Linked DNA regions of Mus musculus: all the other regions are linked to region 3. The links are chromatin contacts, found by Hi-C or POLR2A ChIA-PET in ENCODE. All regions are on one chromosome and are shown on one strand. Each heading gives the region's core, a stretch centred on a gene start or an enhancer-like site at or near the end of the contact. The rest is flanking DNA. Distances are from core to core; before and after follow the strand shown.

The links. A loop is a pair of places that touch in the nucleus more often than their neighbours do. ChIA-PET counts read pairs that join two places held with the same protein, here RNA polymerase II (POLR2A).
Region 1: a map of heart shows a loop between it and region 3 (2.7-fold over the local background). The contact joins the promoter of Tceal9 here to the promoter of Tceal8 in region 3. A Hi-C loop is called at or near these places in 1 of 37 maps with a recorded cell type or tissue (heart). POLR2A ChIA-PET finds 5 or more read pairs at or near these places in 4 of 5 experiments (Patski and embryonic stem cell).
Region 2: POLR2A ChIA-PET joins it to region 3 with 18 read pairs in embryonic stem cell. The contact joins the promoter of Bex3 here to the promoter of Tceal8 in region 3. POLR2A ChIA-PET finds 5 or more read pairs at or near these places in 4 of 5 experiments (Patski and embryonic stem cell).

The regions. Positions count from the first base shown.
Region 1 is chrX:136,243,643-136,246,342 of GRCm38, forward strand. It overlaps Tceal9 (transcription elongation factor A like 9), which reads left to right and starts at 1,438. Exons shown (of 3, transcript NM_011712.2): 1 at 1,438-1,585; 2 at 2,059-2,124; 3 at 2,694-2,700. Gm39535 (a long non-coding RNA gene) reads right to left here and starts at 1,395. Exons shown (of 2, transcript XR_878245.2): 1 at 1,078-1,395; 2 at 1-112.
Region 2 is chrX:136,268,803-136,271,502 of GRCm38, forward strand. Bex3 (brain expressed X-linked 3) reads left to right here and starts at 1,451. Exons shown (of 3, transcript NM_009750.2): 1 at 1,451-1,599; 2 at 2,008-2,080; 3 at 2,461-2,700. The coding sequence starts at 2,489.
Region 3 is chrX:136,170,916-136,173,615 of GRCm38, forward strand. It overlaps Tceal8 (transcription elongation factor A (SII)-like 8), which reads right to left and starts at 1,336. Exons shown (of 3, transcript NM_025703.3): 1 at 1,217-1,336; 2 at 721-790; 3 at 1-134. The coding sequence starts at 107.

The DNA of each region.
Region 1 (2,700 bases), core at 188-2,687, 73 kb after region 3:
AGGAAAAGGAACAGAGGTAACAGCAGCAGAGCACTGTTTACTGGAGACTTCTAGATTCCAATGGCCAAGAATGGAATATTGTCTTACTTCCTCTTATCTTGGTGTCTGTAGCCTTGGAGAGGGAACACAGTGTGCAAATTTAGGTCAAAACAACCTTGTATTATTGTTCTGAACAAGCCACATCTTAAATGACTGCTATGTCTACATGTAAAATTGAGCAGAAATCTGACTCAAAGGTTAAGATGACCAAACAGAAGATACAGTTTGAAAGCAGCAATGCCAAGTTTTAAAATATATTTTTTAGACATTTTAGACACTTACTAGGTATATGTAACCAAGTGAGCAGCCAATACTTTCACCTATAGAGGCTTTTAAGTCCTTAACCCAAGCAACCATCATCATCATAAAACTAGCAACTTGACTAGTCAAGTTTAAAGTTTAATTTAAAGTCAAGTACAAGATAAAGAAGCTAGAGTCCTCCTGTTAAAGGGGAACATAATTATACTATATCCAGTCTCACTCCAGCGTGAGTGAGATATGCATATATATGAAATAAAATGGGAATAAGTAAATGTTGAAAGTTTTCTATGAGCTAAGCGATTTAGAGCAGACACATATTGTTAAGACAGTCCAACAATTCGTGGTGTATATAAAGTGTTACTTTCTTTAAGATGAGGCGACTGTTTTCGAACAATCTATGCTGGCAAGTGTTGAAGCAGCGATTCTTCAGGCGACACCACTTCTTGGTAATAATACCACCAGCAGGCCTCTAGAGTTAAACATGATTTTTCTTCTTTTTAAATAATTCCCCCAAGTAACACCACAATATAATAAAAAATGTAAAGGCATATACTTTGAATGCATTTACTAAAAAACACTAGGCACTAGTATAAGAAATGAACATGTATGAATTCACAAATGTATCTAAAGTAATTTGGCTGTCACTTCTGACTGTAAAACAACATTACTTTCGAAAAGACTACAGACGTATTAAGAATAAAGTTTAAGTTGCCTTAAAGAAAAATCCCACTTCTATTTCAAGATTCCCCCTCTCCCACTGCTTTCTGACCTACCTACCTGGCTCCACAACAAAGGAGTGCGTTTCAGATGAAGGAGGAGGGGCTAAGGAAAGCTAGGTGGGGGGTGAGTGGTACTGGCAGTTAGGAGCGTGAGACAGGAAGAGCCTATTATTAAAAGAAGCCGAAAAGTTCCGTAGCTTCAAAAAATATGACGCTCCTCTTTAGTAATCAGAGAGCTGCAAAAAGAACAACAACAATAAAACCAATCCGCACATTCTTTTTTTTTCTTCCTCCAGAAAAGACTGACAAGGCCAAATGAATGTTTAGAGAGGGGGTGGTAGATGGGAGCGGAGGGCGGGGCCACATCTGCCGCGCTTTTTGTGGGAGTGGAGATCGGGGACCGGACCTCACTGGTGACGTAGATCTCATGTGACCAGGAGTCGACGTGTGCAGAAATCCTGCTAGTCTGGTCCTTGTTTCCATCTGGGTACCAGCTCCCTTTAGCCTTGCAGACGGTGGTGCGAGAGGCCAGCGGCCAGAAGAGACAGCTTGCTTCAATTCATCAGGTTAGTGTTTTAAGCCGTTACTGCCAAGGATTTTTGTAGTTTACAGTGGTCTAGGGTAGTGACTTGAGTCCTGGTTAAGTCTGTCCCTCCACCTCGTACCTTTAATTCTTCAGGAAAGGACACTTGTGAAACGACTAGGGGGTCCCAAGAGAAAACAAGGGGGGCTGTGACGATTCCAAAATAATCATACTCTGAGATTTTGGACCCCCACTTTGCTTCCCAAACCTCGTCTCGGATCTACAGATAGTTGGGGAAGAATAGCTCCTTTTTACCCTCTGTCTGGTGAGAAAGACAGGCTAACTTGCGGGGTGGGAAGGAGGAGTCCTTTGGGAAACAAAGGGTGGGAAACTTCCATAAGCAAGCCCTTAAATGCGGAGAGCTCGGCGAGCTGGGTCCGTGGTAGTGCTCTGCTGAGCACCGAGGGCTTGCTTGCCCCACCCCCAACATCCCCTCCCTTCTCCGTTTGCCTGCAGGTTTGTTCTTTGTACCGCACCAGGCTAAAATAAGTAGGAAAAAGAAATCGACCAGATCTGTACCTGGTAAGTGAGGGGGAACTTTATAAAAGACTCCCCCAGGATATGGGTCGGTGAAGGCCTGCAGAGGCTGAAGGCCCCAGTCCCCTCTCCCTTCCCCCCACCCCTTTCGGAGGGGCCTGTGTTAGGCCTGGGAGGGAGAAAGATTTGTGGAGGGCTGGGGCGGGAGGCGGGAAGGAAGGCCTTGGAAAATGCTGGAGGGAGGGACTAGAGAGGGGAGGGGGTGGAAAATGGAGGTAAGAGGGGCGGGGACAGGGAAACCTTGATTGCGGACTGGGTTTCTCAGGTGGAAGGTATCTGGTGAGGGCAGTTAGACCGAACGAGGGTGGGGGGAAGAGAGGAGGGGAAAGAGGGAAGTGGGGAGAGGGAGAGCGGGAGGGGGCAAGAGTGGACGGAGGGGGGGTGGGATGGGGAGGGCGTAAGCAAACGGTGAGGAGACCTTTGTGCACAGCACCTGCCCATCTACCAAGTCTTCCATCTACCACCACCTCCTCCTCCTCCTCCTCCTCCTCCTCCCCCTCCCCCTCCCCTCCCCCCTCGCTTCCTAGAAATCATTGCATTCCCGTATTCTGCAGGAAGCAG
Region 2 (2,700 bases), core at 201-2,700, 98 kb after region 3:
GGCAACTATGTTTCCAAAAATCTACCTTCTACCTGTGACCTTTGTTTGTTTGTTTTATTTACTTTTAAAGAAACCGATTTCAACTCCAGGCTTGTCTGGGCCACAGAATGACACTTTGTACAGCGATTTCAGGGTGGAAGAAACAGTTGCCTTCAGTATGAGTTTTCACACCAAGTTCATCCATCCTTTGCTTAGTTCTAATATTTCTTGAGGCATTTATACCAGAGTAGAAGGTTTGGGGATAACTTCTAGATATGTTATATTTCTCAGCTTATTATTTATAGGGTGGGTTGAAAGGCTTGGAGAGGAAAGCCAAGAATTCAAATGGCTCTTTTTCCTGAGGACTGTGGAATCAGAGACATCTCAGATAACACCAGGCCTTGGGAGGCAGAAGGAGGAGGCAGAGGCAGGGAAGATCACCCCAAATTTGAGGGCATCCTGTTAAATAGAGTGAGCTCCATATAGTCAGGGATTACAACTGAGAACCTGCCACACCTCCAAAATCATAGAAAAGTATGACTTCTTTCTGTAGGAACGATTCCAGAATTGTTTTAAAGCATTAGTTGTATTCAGCAAGTGTCCTTTCTTTTTAAAGAAAAAATTGTAACAGACGAGTACAGGGTATTTCAAAACTGACACCCCAAACCTAGAGAAGATATTTTTCTGTGTGATAGTATAAATAGCACTTTTTTTTCTTTTCATTTTGCAGAATGAAGCATATTTTTTTTTTCAAAACTGAAAACTCACCAGCCTTGATAGTGCAAGCCTTTTAACCTTAGCTACAAGGGAGGCTGATGTAGAAGGAATGAAATTCAAGGGCAGCCCCAACAACATAGACAGGCACTGTACTCTTTTTTCTTTTTAGTTTAAAAAGTGTGTGTGTTGGGGGGCAGGGGCTGGAGCGGTCTGTAAATACACCTCGGTAGAAGACAGCTTGTCCAGCAATTATTAAGCTAGAGGATCAATCCCCAGCGTTCCAAAAAAGGAGTGGTCCTTATAATTTTGAATTTTCTAAATCATGCTGATCATGCCTATGTGTGTGTGTGTGTGTGTACCCGCGCGCTTGTGTGTGGGGTTGTGTATGTGTGTGTGTACCTGTGTGTGTATGTTTTAAGGAAATAAAGAGAAATATGTACAGTCTACCCCACTCTCTATCTCTTGGTGTGTTATGGGGAGAAGTTCTGGAGAAAACATTTGGATAAGGTGGAGAGGAATCTCAAAGAAGGCCAAAGCCAAGACCTGGCTATAGTGGGAGGGAGACATAGAGGATGGTGCAGACCCTCCCTGGTAACAGGGAAGGGAGATGTCCAACCTCCTGATGGTGATGCCACTTGTGGTTCCTCAGATTGGTGAGGATCCGGATGAGTGACGGGTGGGGCCCGAGGTGAGCACTGGCGGCGGGGAGGCGGGGGCGGGGCCTCCTGTCGCACTGGCCTCCCGAACAGGGGGAGCGGGCTTGGCAGTGACGCAGGGCCCTCACGTGACCCGGGGCTGCAGAGCGACGCAGCCTTGGGTGCAGTCGTCACGAGCGTCTGGCCAGCAGCTCGGAGCTCCTCTGCGCGCGGCGGGCTGGCAGCGGGCCCGAGGCGAGCGGGACAGGTAAGGGGCCTGCACGCCGCGGCCCTGCGGGCGACAGCCTCGCGACGGGCGGGCGCGCACCGCGGCTTTGTGCACCGCGCGGGGAACCCCGGCTGCGCCCGGGAAGGGACGCCCGGGCTCAGGGGCGGGGACGGCGCGGGGGTCCCGGGAGAGGGGCGGCTGGGCGGGCCCGCAGCGGAGAGCGCTAGAGCGAGCCCCGGAGAGCGGGGACGGGGACGGGGACGGGGACGGGGATGGGGATGGGGACGGGGATGGGGACGGGGATGGGGACGGGGATGGGGACGGGGATGGGGACGGGGCTGCTAGAGATCGTGGGCGGCCGTGTAGGGGGATGGGCGGTGGGTCCGAGGAAGGCGGGTGCGGTGCTGAGCTCGGCGCCCAGTCCTTCCCATCCCACCCTGTCTGCAGATTGACTGGAAGCCGAGAGTCCAGGCGGCAGCGGGAATTGACAGGAGGACTACGCCGCAAGGGATAGGCCCAGGTTGGTTCAGTGGCGGTGGGGGTGGGGTGGGTGGCTGGGGGAGGTTGGGGAAAGCCCTGTCTAGGACCCCTGTGAGAGCCCCCACTCCACACTACTCTTCTTCTCAGTCCTCCATTTTGGTGGCTGAAAGCTCAGGGAAAGGATCCTGGGAAATAAAAAATGGTGGGCTTTGGGGGAGGGAGGGGACAGAGAGCTGGGAGGGGGGAGGGGCTCGAAATGGAGGCTCCCTAGAGGTTGCCTGGAGACTCTAAGGTGGGAAAAAAATAATAATGAAAATCCTTGTTGTTAATCTCTGACTTTTGCTGGTCACTGCATCGAGCATTCAGTTTGGGTTTTTTTTTTTTTTTCCTCCCCTTGCCCTGTCTTGCTTGTGTTCAAAGAATAGCAACCAGGAAACAAAATCTCATCATGGCCAATGTCCACCAGGAAAACGAAGAGATGGAGCAGCCCCTGCAGAATGGACAGGAAGACCGCCCTGTGGGAGGAGGTGAGGGCCACCAGCCTGCTGCAAACAACAACAACAACAACCACAACCATAACCACAACCACCACCGAAGAGGCCAGGCTCGCCGACTTGCCCCTAACTTCCGATGGGCCATTCCCAACAGGCAGATGAATGA
Region 3 (2,700 bases), core at 86-2,585:
TGAAGAGTTTCTCCTGCCTGCTGTGGTGGATCTTCTGAAGGATGGCCTTCGTCTGCTTTTGGTGTGTTCTGGGGTGTTCCTTCGTTCTCGTCACAAGACTTTTGCATGTTGATTATTTTCTTAATGAATTAATCCTAGGGGGATAAAAACAAGGAAACAAAACCGACTAGGTGTCAGGCAGATGGACAAGCTTTTGTGTTCCCATAGCGACTGACTTTTGTTTCAGGTCACTTAATTGCCAAAAAGTTTTCTAACTAGACAAGTCAGGTTCTGAGCTCCTGACTCCACCCCTTCCTCCACCCCCCCCACCCCCCCCTTGCTCTCCAACTCCATCTTCTCCTGTCCCGGCTCCAGCCCACCATTTTCCCAGCAGGCCCTGCAACAAACCTCTCCTAGCACTGAAATGGGAGCGGCGTGGAAGCAATTAACCCTTCCCTCACCACATGGCTCTAACACTCCCGCCCTTTCGGGCTTTTCCAAGTCATCCCATCCTCAGCTTCTCACCAGCAACAGTCAGGTCAGCGGTCTCCTCTCTCTTTTAAATGTCTTTAGCCTCTCCCTTTCCTTCCTTCACCCCATTTCCGCAGCAGGATTTGCAGGGGCCTTCTGTGCTTAATCCGGATGGGAGGCAGCCGTGACGCCCCTGGGATGTGCTTTGGTGTCTTCCACACTCCTACCCCCACCCAAAGGGACCTGAAGCAATTGCACCCTTGCACTGACCTGTAGGTACCTGGAGATTTTCCTCTCTTCTTGCACCTCGATTTATGTCGCGCTCAAAAGATCAAGAGTGCTGAAGAAAGACAGGAGTTCTTGGTGAGCACACTAGTGCCTAAATCAAAAGGTCTTGCTAACGGATAGCACAAAGTTTTTCCACATCCCCCTCTTCTCCCTCCCTTTGTGGCAACCCCGCCTTCATCTGTACCCTGTTTCCCAGCAAGAGGGCAAAGAATCAGACAAGTTTTCCCCACAGTGTTATTGTTTCTTCTCTCCGTCTCTCGCAGTTCTCCTTTCCCCGTCTCTTTTCTTTCTCTGCCGGACTCGGTTAGCTACCTCCCTCCCAATCTGCCCCATCCCTCATCAAGCAGCCCCAAACCTCTCGCACAAAATAGTTTAGCAGAACCCTAGGATAAGAGAAAGAGTGCGGGATGAGCGTGCTTTCTGTTCTCTGCTCCCTCCACCCTATGATCTCTTAAGCCAGCGCCCACTATTAAAGTACCTGGAAGTAGCTGGGCCACTCTTCTCTAGCAGGACAGAGCTGCTACTGGGGAACTGGGCCTAGACTATAAGGACTTCTGCACACGTCGACTGCTGGTCACGTGAGGATCGCGTCATCAATGAGCTCCAGCCTTTGGTTACCCCTCCCATTAACATGCAGCCCGCCCCCTACATTCCCTTCACTAGATACTGTCAATCTTTTTTCCTATTTGCCAATAGGAGACAATAAAACTCGTCTCGTCACCAAGTAGTATCTATTCACCTTACTCAGATTACCAGGAAAAGAGCAGTCTTTTAGGGTACGTCGACCAATTCTCCTAATTTGGGAAGTCAGCTCTTTCTCTCCCTTGCTCCCTATACTTCCCTTCCCCTCCCCCCACCAAATCCTACAGTCCACCATTTCTCTGGGAAGCTTCTCTGTCTTTAAAATGGGGGAAGGTTGTAGATGTGCGCTTGTGGGGGTAGCGGAAGAATAAAAGCCTAAGGAAGGGATGTTTAGCTTCTTGAGTCGTTTTCTGTGGTGTTCTGTTGTAAGAATCAGGGTTTAAAATGATATTTAAAAAGAGATACTTCATATTCACTATTTCACACTAGATGAGGAGAAAATAACTTCATTAAATCAATTTTAAGGTTTCAAAAAGTATTCTAATGACTGCAAGTGAAAGCACAGTATTTACAACATATTGATGTGTTGGGGTTTTTTAAAAATCTTACTAAAATGGCATCGTTTGCAAACCGACTCTGAAAACAGCCGATTTGTTTCGTTAGTTTTGTCTCCGCAATCCACGACTCTCTTTGCCTGAGCTTAGGCTATTATTAGACGTCTGAACTTTTAATTGATGACTGCTGGCAGCTCCCACTTGCAAATAAAGGCTTCAGACAGACTTCTTTTCCTTGTCCTTTGTGGGAGCCAGTGTCTTTGTTAAACAGAAAAGCCTGCTTTTCACTCAGTGAACTTTCGTGGGACTCAACGAAATATGTTTGTTGGTAAACTTTTGTTATTAAGAACAGAATGTTTGTAAGGAAAGAGCGCTCACAATGAAGCAGAAAGGAGGTAACTCTTTGTATGTCACTATTGACTGTGGGGCTTATTAAGCATGTAGGGTTTTCCATTCATTCATTCATTCATTCATTCGTGGAACTCTAGATACCCTGGTAGGATTCAAAGTGCTCCATTAAAACAAGAGCCATCTCAGAGAACTCCATACCCTACCATAGAGCTATGTACACCACATGTTCACTGCTGCTTTCTTCACCATAGCAAGGAATAATGTTCAGCTTAAAAAAAAAAAAGAATGAAAAAATGTTGTTACAAAATTTTCAGGAAAATAAACGCACTTAGAATGTTTAATATTCACTGAGATCACACAGTATCAGAAGGAAAATAAATCACATAGTCTTCCCCATAAGCAAAACCTAGTCGATAATATATATGTATATAAACGAATTTACATGTAGGCACAGTATAACATTCAGAAATGAAAA